2 separate regions of the Mus musculus genome follow, and region 2 is linked to region 1. The links are chromatin loops, found by intact Hi-C in ENCODE. Cell type or tissue: left cerebral cortex. All regions are shown on one strand. Links, peaks and the distances in the headings refer to the core of each region. The heading gives the core; the rest is flanking DNA.

Evidence for each region. A loop is a pair of places that touch in the nucleus more often than their neighbours do. Peaks named below come from ENCODE experiments on the same cell type or tissue, not always from the same donor. Only the 100,000 strongest peaks of a DNase experiment are listed, where the experiment ranks them.
Region 2: it touches region 1 in a loop (2.8-fold over the local background); 2 of 42 quality-filtered maps call a loop at or near these places.

Annotation. Positions count from the first base shown.
Region 1 is chr1:23,916,965-23,925,302 of GRCm38, reverse strand. Smap1 (small ArfGAP 1) reads left to right here and starts at 2,922. Exons shown (of 10, transcript NM_028534.3): 1 at 2,922-3,265. The coding sequence starts at 3,148. In left cerebral cortex, for the core only: a CTCF peak has its summit at 4,861 (motif pointing left); DNase peaks (open chromatin) are centred at 2,875, 4,805 and 6,049; H3K4me3 peaks cover 3,000 bases; H3K27ac peaks cover 1,043 bases.
Region 2 is chr1:24,167,965-24,176,302 of GRCm38, reverse strand. No RefSeq gene overlaps it. Among named protein-coding and RNA genes, the nearest start is that of Col9a1, 5.5 kb to the left of the region's middle. In left cerebral cortex, for the core only: a CTCF peak has its summit at 4,635 (motif pointing right); DNase peaks (open chromatin) are centred at 3,034, 3,371 and 4,646.

The DNA of each region.
Region 1 (8,338 bases), core at 287-8,286:
GCCTGCCAGCTGTCTCTAGCTAGCCCCTGCAGGGATTGACCACTGTGTACCCAGCTCTGGTTTGCTTGTCTCTGGAGCCATTAGTTCCCTTTCTGCCATAAACCCCTGTAGTTGACGGTCCCACATTTCAGTAACCCAGTAAATAAAAACCCTGGAAGCTTATAATTAACAAGTCAGATTTATGTATCAATAAATTCTCAACTCGTAAGATGTCAATACAATAATTTCAGAACCAATTGATAATGATAAAAGCTGCCCACCTAGATTAAACAAATTATCCCAATTATTCTATCCTTTATGATATCATAACTACCAGTGGCTAATTAAAGCCATGCTGTTTCAGGTTCTTCTTCCTGTCTATCTGCTTCTATCTTGGCCCTTTTTCTCTCCATAGAAGCTCTCTGTCTCTGCAACTCTTAGCTTCTCCTCTCTTTCCCTGTACAATCACTGGCCTTCTGCATCACACTCCTGTTAGTGTGATTTGACAGGAAAAATTCTGTCACACATCATGACCAAAGAAACTCTTATAAGGGACAACATTTAATTGGGGCTGGCTTTCAGGTTCGGAGGTTCAGTCCATTATTATCATGGCAGGAATCATGGCAGTGTCCAGGCAGACATGGTGCTGGAGAAGGAGCCAAGAGTTCTACATCTTGATCCAAAAGCAGTCAGTAGAAGACTGACTTCCAGGCAACTAGGAAAAGGGTCAAAGCCTACTGCAACAGTGACAAACTTCCTCCACCAAGGCCACACCTCCCCGGGCTAAACATATTCAAACCACCACATTTACATTATGACTCATAAAAGTAGCAAAATTATAGTTATAAAGTAGCAACACAAATAATTTTATGGGTGTGTGTGGGGGTCATCACAACATGAGGAAATATATTCAAGGGTTGCTTTACTAGGAAGGTTAAGAACCTCTGTTCTAGTGGAGAGCACCACAGCCACGAATATGTGGGCAGTGCAAAAAAAAAAAAAAAAAAAAAAAAAAAAAAAAAAACGATCTAGTGACCTCAAACCTCAAAACCGCAACACACACACACACACACACACCCCTCAGATCAGAGGACATTAGGTTGAGATAGGGTTGTAGAGGAGGAGTATGTGGTGGGAGATACAATAAAAATGCATTGTATGTATGAAACTCTTAAGGAATTAATAACTTTTGTTTTTAAAGGGAGTCTCTCTCTCTCTCTCTCTCTCTCTCTCTCTCTTCCAGGTTGCTAAACTACATTTTCGGTGTTTCCTGCCTCATCTTGTTGTCATAATGTGGTGGTTTGATGAGACTATCTCCCATAGGCTGAGATGTTTGCATAATTGGTCCCTAGTTAGTGACACTGTTTGGGTAAGTTTAGGAGGCATGGCCTTGCCGAGGCAGTATGTCACATGTGTAAGGTTTGAGTTGTAAAGCCTTTCTGTGTTCCCAGCATGCTCTGCTTCCAAGATAGCCTCCAGCTTCTGCTCCAGTGACTGTGTCTTCTGCTCTCTGCCAATGCTTCCCTGCCATGATCCGCTTTTATGTCTTTGGAATCTTAAGCCCAAGAGGGATAGGTAGAGCGTATCACAGAGAATCCTGCTTCCTGCCATTCTTAGCATCTCTCCTACCTCAGGCCAGGGCTATGTTTATTCTACTTACATAAGGCCCACACATAGTATTGCTCATACTTACTACACAGCAAGCCGAATCACTCCAACTGTTTCACTGAGTTCAACCTTAGTAAACCTGATGGGCTATCATCGAGAATGTCTTCCTTTTTAAAACTGTCTTTCCTTGCAGGGAAGAATGTCGTTTACATTGTGTTATGTAGGAACATCTTCTGAAACACACTGTCAGTTTCAGAAGCCTTGTGCTTGGCCTTCTTGCAAAGGACCATCACAGCTGGGCCTGTTGACTATTTATGTTCCACCATAGGGAGGGTATATGGAGACTTATGGAAGGGAACCCCTACCACACTATTCAGTCACTGTTGTATGTGGTTCTGCCCTGCTTGTATCTGGTCTCAGGGAGGGGCTAGAGGATATACCTGGGGGAAGATGGAGGGAGGGAATTCCATGTCAGGTTCCTAAGGACCATCATCCTTGCTATGTGCAGACCTTCCAGTGTGGCTATTCTAAGGTCATCTATGCTCCTATCCATACCCCTTACCAGTTGCTCTTTAAGCCTAATAAGCTCATTGGTTCTCCTGGGTGAACTTTGTTGGAATTATACCTAAGTTTGTCTTTAGGATCTTACGAGAAGGAACAGGCTTAAGTTTCTCCCAGGGAAGGGATCCTAGCAGCACACAATTTCTTAAAGTGACATCCCTTTAATAATTCACTTTTTGATCACTTTCCCTCTTCCTAGGCGGGGTATATTGCCTGGTTTTAACTCTTCCACTTGTAGCATGGCCAAGTGACTTGACTGTTTTGCCTCATTTTCCTGTATATGAGATTATCAATATTGTTGAGGGAGGTAGGGTTTATTACGTTACCTCTCCCCCCCAAACATGTCTATTTTCCTCTAAAACGTAAGACACTTTTAGCCCCATTTCATTCCATCCGCTTCTAGTATACCGTTTCCAAACTCCCGATGCACACACATGGGATGCATCTACCCATTATAACTATATATATATAACTATAATTTGGACATTTCCAGTGCTGTGTACACAAATGCAAAGACTGTGAAAAATGCAAAGACTGTGAAAGTCGCTTCCCGGTAAAAAAAAAAAATTCTTCCACTTTCAGGTCTCTAGAGGCTTCAAGCGACGATCAGGTGTCAAGAGTGGGGAATCTCGCCCCGGGGAGCGTCAGACGCTTCTCTGGAATCACCTTGGGAGTCTCCCGGCACGCGGGCAGCTGGGCGCATGCGCAGCGCCCAGCGCTGCGTCCTCCCGGAAGCGGCGGCTCTTCCCGCCCCGCCCCTCGCCGGCTCGGGCGGAGCGTGCGGCGGGCCCGGCGAGGAGGCGGGACACGTCGGCGCTGGCTCGGCCGCCGCCGCCCCTCCTCCGGTTCCAGCCGCCGCCGCCACCGCCGCTGCCGCCGCTTCCTGGGCCGAGTCCGTCCGCGGCCCCAGCGGCGTCAGGTGCCCTCGCCCGCCCGGCCTCGCCAGCGCCGTCCGCCCGTCCGCTCGCCCGCGTCCGGGCCCGCCGCCCCGCCGCCGACATGGCGACACGCTCCTGTCGGGAGAAGGCTCAGAAGCTGAACGAGCAGCACCAGCTCATCCTGTCCAAACTGCTGAGGGAGGAGGACAACAAGTACTGCGCCGACTGCGAGGCCAAAGGTAGCGCGCGGGCTTGGTGGCCGCTCGGCCGGGGCCTCCTGCGGCTGTGACCTTCCCACCCTCCGCGGCGTCTCGTCCGCGCCGGCTCTCCCGGGAGGGCGGGCGGCCTCTGGCTCTCGGCTAGCACGGAGGTCGCGGCCTCAGCCTCCGGCTCGGAGCCGGCGTCGCGCCGCTGCCACCGCCTTGGGCCGCCGGCTGGGCGGTGCTGATAGGGCTGTGGGAGCCCTCCTGCCTCAGCCTCAGCGACTCCGTGGGTGGAGTCGCCCTTAGGTCCCTGTCCTCTTGGCGACCCTCCCTTCCTCCCACGAGATCGCGTCGTCCTCCCTTTCCCCAGTGGTGCGGTGTCCCAGATGGAGCCCTACCTGCCTGCCCACCTGACAGCTCTTGCACAGGGCGTTTACTTCTGTTTCTGAAAAAGAACAGTGTTTTGGGGTGGTTTGAGATGTCACTGCATAACATAATCGAGATAGGGTTTTCATTATTTGTGTATACTATGTATAACACACACACACACACACACACACACACACACTCACACTCTCTTATTCTGGATGTTATAGTGTCCTAAGGAAAGTGTGTTATGTTCATAAAGAGTTCAGTCGTTAGATTCCCCCAGACGACCCATTGGCGAATTTGTGGACACTGGTCTGTCCACTTCATAAATGTGGAAGGTGCATTTTAAGATACTGAGAAGAAGAAGAAGAAAAAAAAACCCCACTATTTTTAGTTCAGGTGGAGGTTTCTGCTTGAGCCTTTGAAATAGATAAATTATTTTTAGCTGATAGTTTTTGTTTGGAGATGTGGTTTATTTCTAATGTAAGTAATATCATGGAGAGTAATGGAGATTTAAAAATCCTACTTCTATGTAGTTAGGAAAATGTACATTTGATTTTTCTCTGGGAAATAGGTAGTTGCTGGGAGCAGAGACAGCCATTGTGAGCGAGGATTAAGATTTCTGCATTATTTAACTACTTTTCTAGAGTTTTTACTGTTTTCTCTCAACACTGAGCAAAAGAGTCCATTGCAGTAGGCTGGGTTATATGTGAATAAATTAAGTCTCATAACATCAGCATCATCTCTCTGTCATAACAGCTACTTCCTTACTGGGCGAAATCACATGTACACACTTTAATTGGGATTTTTATGAAGCACTTTACAGCATTATAGTAACTTGACTGTGAGGTTATCCCATGTAATCCTTAGGCAAGGCATTTAAAAGAAAAGGCATGCCTGATTTTTGTAGTAATATTTATTTGCTTGCTTGGTACTTGATTCTTGCATGTGGTTATTAGGAAATAGTGTTCTGTATTGAAGCTCAGTCACTCTCTTATCTTTTTACTTGTAAAACACTTAAAAAAAATAGGTTATTAGAAGCTAAGAAAAGGAACAAGGGCCAGAGTTAGTTTATGTTTCATCACCTTGAGTCCTAACACAGTTAAGTAAAGACTCTGGTCTGGGAAGCTGTGGCTAAAGAGCATCCAGGGCTGCAGAGATGGTCTAGGGTCAGAACACCGGCTGCTCCCGAGCCACATAGCAGCTCTCTCTGTAACTCTAGGAACAGCAGGTCCCAGGCCCTCTGCTGGCCCCTGTAGCCACCAGGCATGCAGATGGCACAGAGACATGAAAATTCATACACATTTGTAAAAGAATTATGTAAGTCAATGTAAGCCAATAATTTCCTTTCATGAATAGAAGTAACTTAAAAGATTCAAATTTCTTTCTCCAAAGGGGTACTGCAATCAGATTTTCAGATTTTCACTAAATGTGTTAACCTTTTTTTTTTTTTTTTCTGTTTTTGGGAGATGGAAAGAAAGCAATTACGTTCTTCTTTAATTGGGTAAAGAAGTTTTACTTCTGAACAGTAGGCAACATTTGTTTTGATCACTTTTGTGTAACCGCGTGAATCCAGTCCATGTATGTGGAATGAATAGCTTTTTATTTTGCTCTTGTTTAGTCACTTAATTATGAATTTTCTCTTTTCTTGAGAAGTGGGAAAAGTGGGATAGTCTAGTATCAGTAGTTCAAGGGCTCCACTGGAAGGCCATGGGCTCTGTTGTCAGTGACTTAGAAAGATTATGAATTTCAGCCAAACCTAGAATAATGGTTGTAAATTATTTTATTGTTTTATTTTGATACTTAAGGAAATATTCACTGGTATGACCATTTCACATTTTACTTAGGATTTATAGGGTGTGTGTGTGTGTGTGTGTATGTATGTGTAAGATGCATTTGTGTGTACTGTGGGATCAAACACCATTGATTTCTATGTGGGAGGCAAGCATTTTTCCACTGTTACATCCCTCCTCTTTTTTGAGATGGGTTTGTCATCCTGGTTAGCCTCAGTCTTGTGATTTTCCTATCTTTCCTTCCTGAGTATGCATACTATACACTGTATAACTTTATACACTTCTTGTAAAGTTTTGTGCTTTTGGTATGGGCGAGCCCATTTTGACATATTCTTAGAGTAAAATCCTCCTTGGCTTTTTGTATGACTTTGAATCTGTTGTTCTATATGTCAGTAACCATAATAAATGTAAGTGGTGAAGTTCTGTTTTCTTACTTTAAAAGAGTTTCCCATTATTCTGTGAGAACATGGACCTAAAAGAAAGCTTAGTTTATCATCTGTTACCTGAGTAGAGTTAGCAGAGGAGTGCCGGTTGGATTTTGACACTTTCTTAGTCATTAGCTTGTATGTCTGGTACTGACAGTATTAGCAAGGAAGGAGGACATGATGGCACAGGTCCCGGCTCCTGCTCTTGACCCTGTTCTTCAATACATTGTACAACTGGAGAGCAGGAACTGCCAGATAGAGCTGCCTGACTCCGGCTATCACTGTGACTCTGCAGGAGTTGAAAGCAGTTCTCATGATTATTAATTGGTGGCAGTATGGGTAGCGAGGATATGGAGTCATTTTAAATTTGCCATCTTAAATTTACTTTTCAGAATTTAAGCTTCATTCATAAGTAATACTGGCTTTGATTTTTTTAAAATATGTAAAAATTGGAATGAAAATGACTTTCTTGCTCAGTAAGTTTTAGGGCAGTCAGAGACTCAAGGTTTTGAACCCTAGAGTTAATTTTTTCAGACTTTGTAGTATTCAAAGGGTATGCTGCTTTCTTAATTCAAACACTTCTTTTTTCCACAGGTCTTGAGGACAGTTAAGAACTGGATTAGGTTTTGGTACAGAAACTTTTATAAGACTGAAAGGAGTATGTTTAATGGAGACTGAACATGGCAATATTCAGAATGAGTGATTCTGAAACAGTATGCCAAGTGTAACGGTAGCGGCTATAAGAAATAACCTTCTCGGCCGGGCGTGGTGGTGCACGCCTTTAATCCCAGCACTCAGGAGGCAGAGGCAGGCGGATTTCTGAGTTCAAGGCCATCCTGGTCTACAAAGTGAGCTCCAGGACAGCCAGGGCTATACAGAGAAACCCTGTCTTGAACCCCCCCCCCCCCAAAAAAAAAAAAACCAAAAAAAAGAAATAACCTTCTCTTTCTTTCTTTCTCGCCCTTTCCCTGGGCCTTGACCCTTGCTCACCAGCTCTGATGATTCCTCAAAGCCTTTGTGCTAGTCCTACGAATGAGCCTTCTGGCTTCTGTTGTTTCAGCTTTTGCTCATCTTTACATTTTGCTTAAATGTCATTTCTAGTTTCCCTTCAGCTTCCCAGACTAAGTTTACTTTTATTTGTACACTTGCGACATTATTTTAAATCTTACCACACTTATAATTAGAACATCACTGAAGTAATGGTTGGGCACTCCATATTTCTATTGAATTGCAGCTTTGAAGGAGAAGTCTTGTTTATGTTGCTCAGAGTAGCTTCCTCAGCCTTAAAGCACAGTGAATGAGTTTGGTAGGAAAATAGAACTCAGCAAATACCTTTTGGTTGTATGAATGAGTATAAGAATGAACAGTCAGAGGCAGTGAGTGTGAATGAGAGTAAGTACATTGTAAAAGGGCGTGGCGTTGGGGGACCCTGTGAATCACAGGAGACTTGTGAGTTGAAGGTACAGTGAGCTTTCACTAACTAGAGCAAGAATTAGACGACACTGCTATATACACCCAGGGTATGGTATATAGAAGGTAGAAGTGGTTTCTATATGGCCGTTTTATTTTGGCGAGCTGTCTTTGAAAATGATCAGATTTGGTTGAGATGGTATGGGAGGTGATTATTACTGGTAGTCAGAGTCCAAGGGTAAGAGGATCGTGCGTCATGTACTGTGTGCCAGTGTATGAATCAGGATGTAGAGCAGGGTGTAGCTACAGAGCCACTGCGTCCAGTTTTTGTTAGGGGTTTAAGGGATCGGTGAAAAACCTGCAGGAAGTTAAAACTCAGGAGTCATTTCTGGACTCTGACCACATCATGCCAGAATTGTCATTGCTTGACTGCCGTAGTTGTCTTTCACTCCCTCAGTTGGTGACTAGGTGGGAAGATGGAGACACGTTTAGATGGTTTTGTCAGTAGTTTCTACTGTAGTGGGGTGGCTCATGCTGCACTTGTGCTTTCCACGTGCTTACAGTGGGCTGACTCTAATATGTAAAGACACCTTGCCTTTTGGGTCAGAGTAGAAACAGCTGAGCATATTTGGTTGTAAGAGCCAGCTCCAAGAGTTAGCCAGGGAAGGGGTTAGAGAAAACTCTTGTAAAAGAACTTTTACTGAAAAGTAAAGTTTACCCCAGGAGCTGATGTTTATGCTTACAGAATTAATTTATAAGCACAGAGGTGTGTAGCTGGTCTTGGCTTATTTGTGGTGTTCTCTTTTGTCCCACCCTTTGTCTCCCCCTCCTGGGTTTATCCCTATCACTGGATAGGAGAGAAAGGATTGGGGGTGGGGAGGGCATACAGAGACCCCGAATCTAATCTCTTCCTTGTTTCTTCTTTGCTTGTAGTGGCCTTTCTACTTTGTGGTTCTTCCTTTCCCACTCTCAACCCCTCCCACTTCACCCCCGTCGCTTGATAGGAGAGAAAGAGTGACGGGAAAGGTATCTCTGAGTCTAATTGCTTCCTTGTTTCTTCTTCGAGCAGTTACTAACATACCACGACACATCACCAACCACCAACTCGGCCT
Region 2 (8,338 bases), core at 121-8,120, 250 kb before region 1:
GTTCCAGGCTCCAGAGTCTGGTGCTCGGACTTCTGAGGCAAAAGCGTTACCCACTGAGATATCTCCCAAGTCCTTGCCTGTTTGTTATTTCAGTAAAGTCTTTCTTACTTTGGCCTCTCTCAGCTTGCCGGAGAGTTTCTGATTGGACCTTACCCGGGCTCCCTTTCTGTGGTCTTGTGCCTAGCCTACTCATTTAGAGGGGTTGGGAAGTTTCTTCTTACTGGGTGGTGCTGTCCACAGGGCTTGCTCTCTATCAAAATTCCCAATCTCTGAGGCAGCTGCCCTGGCTCAGAACATTGAATGGCCTGAGACCTACTTATTTGTTTAAGCTAGTTGAAGTTTATGTAAAATGAAAAACCTGCCTCTGGGGAGCTTCCTAATGGCCTGAAATTATGGGAAACTAGCCAGCCTTAGATCTGCAGAGAGAAAGGCATTTTCCAAAAGGAATTTCTTTCTAGACAAGCTCTGCGTTTTGTGATCTGTAAGAAAGAAGAAAGGCAATTTTCCTGTACACGTAGGTGTTCCAGAAATCCTTCAAAGGGTTTGAGAGAACTCGCCTTCGTGCTTGCCCCTTCTCAAGCCACTTTGAAGAATTCTTTACAACTAAAATAAGAAAGCAGGTGAACGGGCCGCTGAATAAAAGATAAAAGATGAGAGGAAACTAAGGTCCCAAGTGGCAAGTCTTCTGGCCAGGCTGGCTGTTTACTTTAAATAGTGAACAACAAGCTAACAGTTCTATTAAGACAAAAATGAAAATCCCGAGAAAAATACTTTTGTCTGCTCCATCCATCTTAGCTAGCATTGACTATATTTCCTAATGTAACATGAAATTCTCACAGGAGAAAGACTCAAACTCCACACTATCCTTGTTTAGATCAAGCGGTACCCTTAAGTCAAAGGGCCTTAAGCTTTTCCATCTTTTTGTTTTCTTTTAATTATGTGTCCAAGTGTGGGAAATTTGCACATGACTGCAGTTACCTGCAGAGGCCAGAAGTGGGCATCAGGTCCCCCTGAACTGGCGTTTCAGGCAGCTGAGATCCAACAAACATAGGTGGGGGAACTGAGCTCCGGTCCTCTCTGCAGGAGTGGTAAGTGCTCCTACCCACTGAGCCATCTCTCCAGACTTAGTTTTGTTTTGTTTTCGTTTTTTGGTTTTGTCGCTAACACTGTTCCACACACACACATACTATTTGTCCCTGAAAAACCAATCGAAAGAAAAAATTGTCATTCCAGACAGATCATAAATTCATTAAGAAAACATGACATTTCAAGCAATCAATTTTATACATAATAATTAGTTTTGCACACTCCTTAACTCTCCACCATGTACACAAAGATCCTATAGTGTGTATATGCACAAATATGTCCTCGTCCATAAATCAAAATGATTTATTCCTTATAACTTAAATTAGGGACCATGGTCACAGTCATCCTTCTTGAACATCTGTTTTCTTTCATTTGTTTGTTCAAGCATTCGATACATATTTATCGAATAACTGTATCACCAAATAAATACTAGTAGCTGAGGAGACAAAAAGCACAAATAACCACACGCCTGCCCTGAGGAAAATCACATTGTAGCAGGGAAAGAAAAATGACTTACATTACTGAGAATAAAAATGACTGTCAACAAGGATGAACTCACTCCAAGGGCACGGGGAAATCTTTCATCCAGGAGATGAAATCTGAAAAGATGACTAGAAGCCTACAAGAGACTGGGGAAGAACAGTGCATCTTAGGCTGGGAAAGCACACTATGTAATGGGAGGAAGAAAACACACATGGGGAATGACCAGCTGAGCTTAGAGACCGTTTGGTAATTAGTCAGTCATAACCCTCCTACTTTGAACCCTAAACTCAACTCTACAGTTACAGCACAGACCAGCTCTCTGGCCCTCACAGTTCTCACATGGATGGGGAGACAGACACCAAACATTTTCAGTCGGAACTTTAATTAAAACTATTGGGGAAATGTTTTGCCAGAAAGAGATGTGGAGACTGGCCTAAATGGAGGGGGGCCAGGGAAGGCTGCTCTGAGGGGATCGATGGTAGGAAAGACTGGATGAAGATGAAGAGGTAAGATTGATAAAGTAGGTTGGAAGGGGTTGAGGGATGGAGAGGTGGAAGGGTAGAGGGGTGGAGGGATGGAGGGCACAGAGAAAATATATTCCTGGATATTCCTGGTTTTGAGCTTGAACAACTAAATATATGGGAAATTTTTTCGAAATATCCAATAGGAAGAACTTGGTGAGGGATTATGAATAGTACTAAGGAGTTTAGACTTTGTTCTGGTTGTCGTGGAAACTACCATAAGCCCTTGGGTACCCAGTGACACTGTCAGGCATGTCTTTGGAAGAGATTCCGGTGTTGCTTAAAGGATGGGAGAGACCCATTTCAACAGCTTATACACAAACTAAAGCAAAGGTTTCAGAAAATAACACGTACGCCTGTAAATGTGCTATATTCTATTTTTCGATTCATTTTCTATTCCCTTTTCTAATAAAGATGACCAGATCAAAATATTGTTGTGAGAATCAGTAATGACTTGCAAGTCATGGTTAGAAAAAAAAATACTGGACTGGAACACAGTGGACACAATGCCTCTTACTTCCTGACACAGGACTTGGGACATTACACCAAGCTCACCAAATAGTGGGGCAAGTTCCTTTGTTTCCACATGAGTATCTGTTTTTCTTTTAAATGTGATTTTGAATTGAGTAATGATAACCTGACGACAATAAAGATGTTGTGACCACCGCATTCTATTACTTTATAGTTTCAAATAAGCAGGAGTGTTTTAACCAGCTTCTTACTGAAGTTGAGTTTGAAGCTTAATTCATCTGCTTTTATTCATCTTTATTACATCTTTCAGTGTAAGATCCAGAGCGCCTGGTAGCATGTGTGAGCTGTGTGAGGGTGCTGTAAATTAGCCACAGCTAGAGCCTGAAACTTATCATAGAAACCTCTGGCTGAGATGCTGATTAACAATCAGAGAGTTGCAAAAACTAAGACTCCCACTGTCCTGTGTTGGGTTCAGTTTGACTGTAAAGAAATTCTACCCTGATCAAAGCTCTATTTTAAATCTGCTTATTTTGGTTCTATGCACATAATTGTAGCCTAATCATCTAGACTCGGAGCAAGCAAACAGCCCCATGGTATACTCATCTCTCTGTGCAATCGCTCGCAAATATATGTGCTCGTGCAGTAAAACAGTAATGCCAAAGACACGGCAATGTTGACCTTGCCAACCCCCAAACCTTTCCAGGGTATTATTTTTGCTTCCTCTAAAATATGACCATTTCCAGTTCTCCAAGGAAGAGAGAAATCAATCTGCCACCCACCAGAGCACATATGCTTCAGGGAGCCGTTGCTGTATTTGCTGCCTGTGGATCTCCAAGTTGACAGCAGCTGGTTCGTGTCCTAAGACTCATTTGCTTTCCTCCAAACCATGCATTCTAGCCCATCAGCAAGGTTCTCTGTGTACTGGCAGGGCTTCTTTTCTAACAGTGGAGCCAAAAGCTACATTTGAATCAACCACCAAGATGCTTAAAACAGATTACTGGACTCCAGTCCCAGAAGATTTAAGGCAGGTCCAAAAATTTGCATCTTAATAAGCTCCGAAATGTTGCTGCTGCTGTTGCTGGGAATGCTGCTGCTGGTGGTGGCCCATTGAAAGCCTCTGCTTATTCAAGTCATGTTTACAACTCCTTTGAGCCCATCCCCTTTGTTGCCACAGGCACTGCCTTGCAGGCTATAAGTATATAATAATTATTTGTTAAATAAGATTTCTAAATAATTATCAGTTTAACCGATAAGACTTCCTGAGACCCTTAGAGATAATGAAAAGACACATGCATTACATTCCTTACAAGACATCTATTTTTAAAATGTACTTGTCAGGGAGGGGATAGGAACTCCATAAAAAGACCAACAGAGTCAACTAACCTGGACCCTTAGGGACTTCCCAAAGACTGAACCACTAAAGAGCAAGCGTGGACTAGACATATATGTAGCAGATGTACAGCTTGCTATTCAGGTGGGTTTCCTAACAATTAGAGCAGCAGCTGTCCCTGACTCTGCTGCCTACCTTTGGATCCTAGTCCCATAACTGGGTCACCTTGTCTGGCCTCAGTGGGAGAGAATGTGCCTAGTCCTGCAGTGACTTGGTGTGCCAAGGTGAGTTGGTACCCAGGAGAGCCTCACCCTTCTCCAAGGAGGAGAGAGGAAGAGGGAGGCTGTGTGAGAGGGCCACTGGGAGGAGAGGTGGAAGCTGGGCTCAGGATGTAAAGTGAATGAGTGAATGAATGAATGAATGAATGAATGAATAGAAAAATAAATAAATAATATGGAAACCGTAAGGGCATAATAAATTAATAGATATAATAAAATAAATAAGTAGAGATACCTGTCTCCTCTTTACACTTTACCCTATTATCACTCACCAACTCAATGCTATTAATAATAAACTCAATGCTATTAATAATAAAATTGAGCTCCTACACGCTAACCTCCATTAATAAAACATAGAACCATCATTAATCCTGAAATCCCTTCCTCTTAAACATGCTCCCTTTTGCTGCATCCCTTGGCATCTTACACCCGGTTCAGTACTTTCTGCTTGGGGGGGAATATGCTCTCTCTACACTAGGTGGCAGTGTGACCCTGGAATCTGAAACCTTAGCTAAGGAATCAGAGACCTTGATTTCCCATTACTTAAGTAGAAAACTGATTTTATGCAAATGTCCCGTTTTTTGTTATTTTCCATGTGTAGAAAGTAAAGTGTTATAATTGATTCCGTTTTGGGGCTGCTCTCAAGATAGATGCACAAATACAATGCACTATGATTGTTCTTAAAAGCCTGTTAGAGAGCAACAAAATGAACAACTAAAATTAGCTCTGCCCCAGTACATTCCTTCTGGCTAACAAAGCCAACCCTTAGGACTGAGCTTGGAAGACACACACTCTAGCTTGCTAGAAACTTTGCTTTGTAGCTGCAAGAGGAATTACCCTCTCTGGCTCAGTTTACTTATTTGTAAGCTAATAATAAAATAATATAACATAATATAATAATAAAAACAAAACAAAAATAAAAATTACAAAAGCACCCTCTTTATGGACACACTTTAAGGGTTAAATTAGAACTTAATACGTAGCCAGGCACACAAACATTTTAGCTTGATTTATTTTGGTTATGGGAGCACGTTTTCCTCTGCTGTTTATTCCTCTGCTTCAGTAAGTCATGGTTCATTTAGATCCTGAGAAATAAAGTGTGGCTCCATGCTTCAAATATACCTGGCCAATACACAGCTTCTAAAGAAACCTACCCAGAGCCATCAAGGTAAGCCAACCGATAGCCCACCTTCCTTCCATTTCATACTCTTAACTTTCCCTACATTTCTATTCTTCTTCCCACAGAGCCGCCGTAAACTTGTCCTTCAAGCTCTCCATCAGCACCTTCCTGAACACAATACTCAGTGATTTTTCAAGAATCTTTCTCATCATGATCTATTTTGTGATTTATAATAATCCAAAGAAACAGATGCAGCCATCCAGATTTCTTGGCAAAGAAACTACATTGAAGATAGCTGTGAGAGTTCAGTTAGGGACGAAGAAAATACCTTAGACTACTGGGTTGTAAGTAGGTATAAAAAGGGCATCCTAACAATCACTGTGGATCCAGCAATGGTTGCCTGTAACACTTGACACTTGCATTCATGATGCCCAATGCCCTGACTTTGTTTTATACGTATATATGTAACTTTACACATACATGTAACTGTTTCCATACATATATGTGTGTGCGTGAATGGGTGTATCCATTCCTGTGAAAACACAGGGCTTCTTTGCTTTGGAACTGCTACACAGATATTTTAGAGAACATAGCAACAGGAAATAAAACAACCACTACTGGCTTCCCTACCTAAGGAAGACTCCTCTTACCACAACTTCGTGTTTTCTTGAGTTCCTTTTCTGCACGTAAGCTGTGGGTATGGTGGGCATAGCAGGCATAGCAAAACTTTAGTGCCTCTTTAAGATTCAGCCTTACACCAATCAGAATGGCTAAGATTAAAAACTCAGGTGACAGCAGATGCTGGTGAAGAGGTTAGAGGGTTGAGGATATCTTCATTGAGACAAGGGAGTGGAGAGGAGGAATGGATTGTGGAACAGTAGGAGGGTGGATGTGGGGTTGGGGTTATGATAAAATCTGGAACGTAAAAATAGTGAATAAAAAATAAAAGAAAAAATTCAAGCAACAAAAAAAAAAAGAACGCATGCATGTGCTGTCCCAAAATCTAAATGTGATCACATGTCACATACAACATATCAAATTCTCACTGGGGATGTAACTCAGCAATAGAACACATACCTCACGACAGCAAATTCCAAGAGTACAAACCTCTTACTTGAGGTGAAAGTTACAGCTTTTAATGGAGACTTATACAACCTTAAGAGAGAAAACATCTATATAGAAAGAGGCTTTTGAGTACCAGTGGGAGACTGCTGCCAGAAGCCAATGGGATTTTTTTTCTTTTTAAGATTTTTTCTCACCCAGAGCCATGTGGATTGTAAGCTCACAGGCAAACAGCTAACCAAAAAGCCACAAAGACATGCACAGACATTCCAGTGGTTCCTAAGGGCACCCACAGGAGTCCTTCCTTCTATTACCTCCTTTTACTTCAAATCTCTCTGAAACCACGGCTGATACCAGGAATAGCAGCAGCAACTGGAACCTAGACAAGTGATAGCCTTCATTATTAACGACTGAGCTTAGAGCCGTTAGGAGCTGATGGGGGCGCCAACATCAACACAGTGGTTCCAGGATTGGACAGCTCACAGAGTACCTGCAGGAAAATCAGAGCCGTCCAGGACTTGGGAGGATGTCGACAGAGGAGTGGGATCAAACGTGTTTTCTCAGTCTATGCTGGCTGCAGGGCTTCCTGTGGAATTCCTTCTAGAATTACAGAAGGATGCACACTTGCTCGCTACCAGAAACTACACCCAAACTTTTTTCTCTTTAACATACACAGTTCATCAACAATGCCATTTTACAAGAGAGGTGAGGCTCAAAACATTCAATGAGTTGCTAAAGAAAATGACACACAGCAAGACATACCAACCTCAGGATTCTCTGACAAGAAGCTTTGCCTGCCCACGATTGTGCACATAAACACATGTGCATGCTCACAGTGTTGAAGAGGCTCTCCGTTCTATTCTGTGCAGAATTATTCACTCCTATTCTCCTTCCCCCATTGACTCCTCTAAACTATTTCAAATGTTGGTTAAATAATAATAAATAATAATGAGTCTGTTTTACTGGTTACCAAGTCAGAGCTCTGATGGAGGTACATATGCTCAAGGGTTTAGCACAGCAGTGCATTGATAAGACGACCAACAGAAGTCATAGACACACCCCATGCAAGATATCGTATGGATTGGGACGGGTCCTGTTTCAGGGCTCCTACTCTAAATTCTCTACCTTTAACTTGGTTTATCGGGAGCATTGGAGAAATTTTAATGTCAGTTTTCTCTATGAGAGTGTAGCCCCTGATAAGTTGAGCATATTTCAATGAAAAGAGGCCATACGGATATGCCAGAATATTTTAATGGTACAAACTGGACTTGATGGGTGGGTTGGTTTGGTTTGGTTTGTGAAGCCAAAGTTGGGTAACTAGGGAAGTGAGGATGAATCTTGGAGAAGTTGTGGGCAAATGAGCACATACACATGATCTGAAATTCTTAAAAGACACATATATTTGTGGAATTTTGGTATTTTACCCTATATTGCTCTGTGGCTCTGTCCACGTCACATTTTGTGTTGGAATTTGAAGTATCACAGGTAGGGGTCTTGATCATCTATAATCTCATGCATACCTCACTCATTACAGGCTGCAGGCAATCATTATCGTTTTCCTGAGCAATCAAAATTTTAACCAGCTCACATTCAGTATGTGCCAAGCCTGCTCAGTCCTCAAGGATGAGTAGACAGATAAACCCCAAACCATCAAGGATGAATAGACAGATAGATCCCAAACCTGGGACATACTTTGACTCGCCTAGAACTACCCCAAAGAAAGGGGCAGAACCATGCATTAGCAAAGTAGCCCAGCTACAGAAAGGTAGACGTGGCTGGTACTGCCCAGAGGAATTCAAGAGCATCTCATTGAAGGGTTGACACCTTAGCCTAATGCTGAGAAATGAATCATACACTGCATGGCAAAAGGGGACAGAAGGTTGGAATAACTTGAGCAAAACTTAGAGGTATGAAAATGTATGAGCAGCCTTTAGTTTGGGGTAAGGTGTAACTTACCTTTTGAAAATATTATTTGTGTGTCATTCTT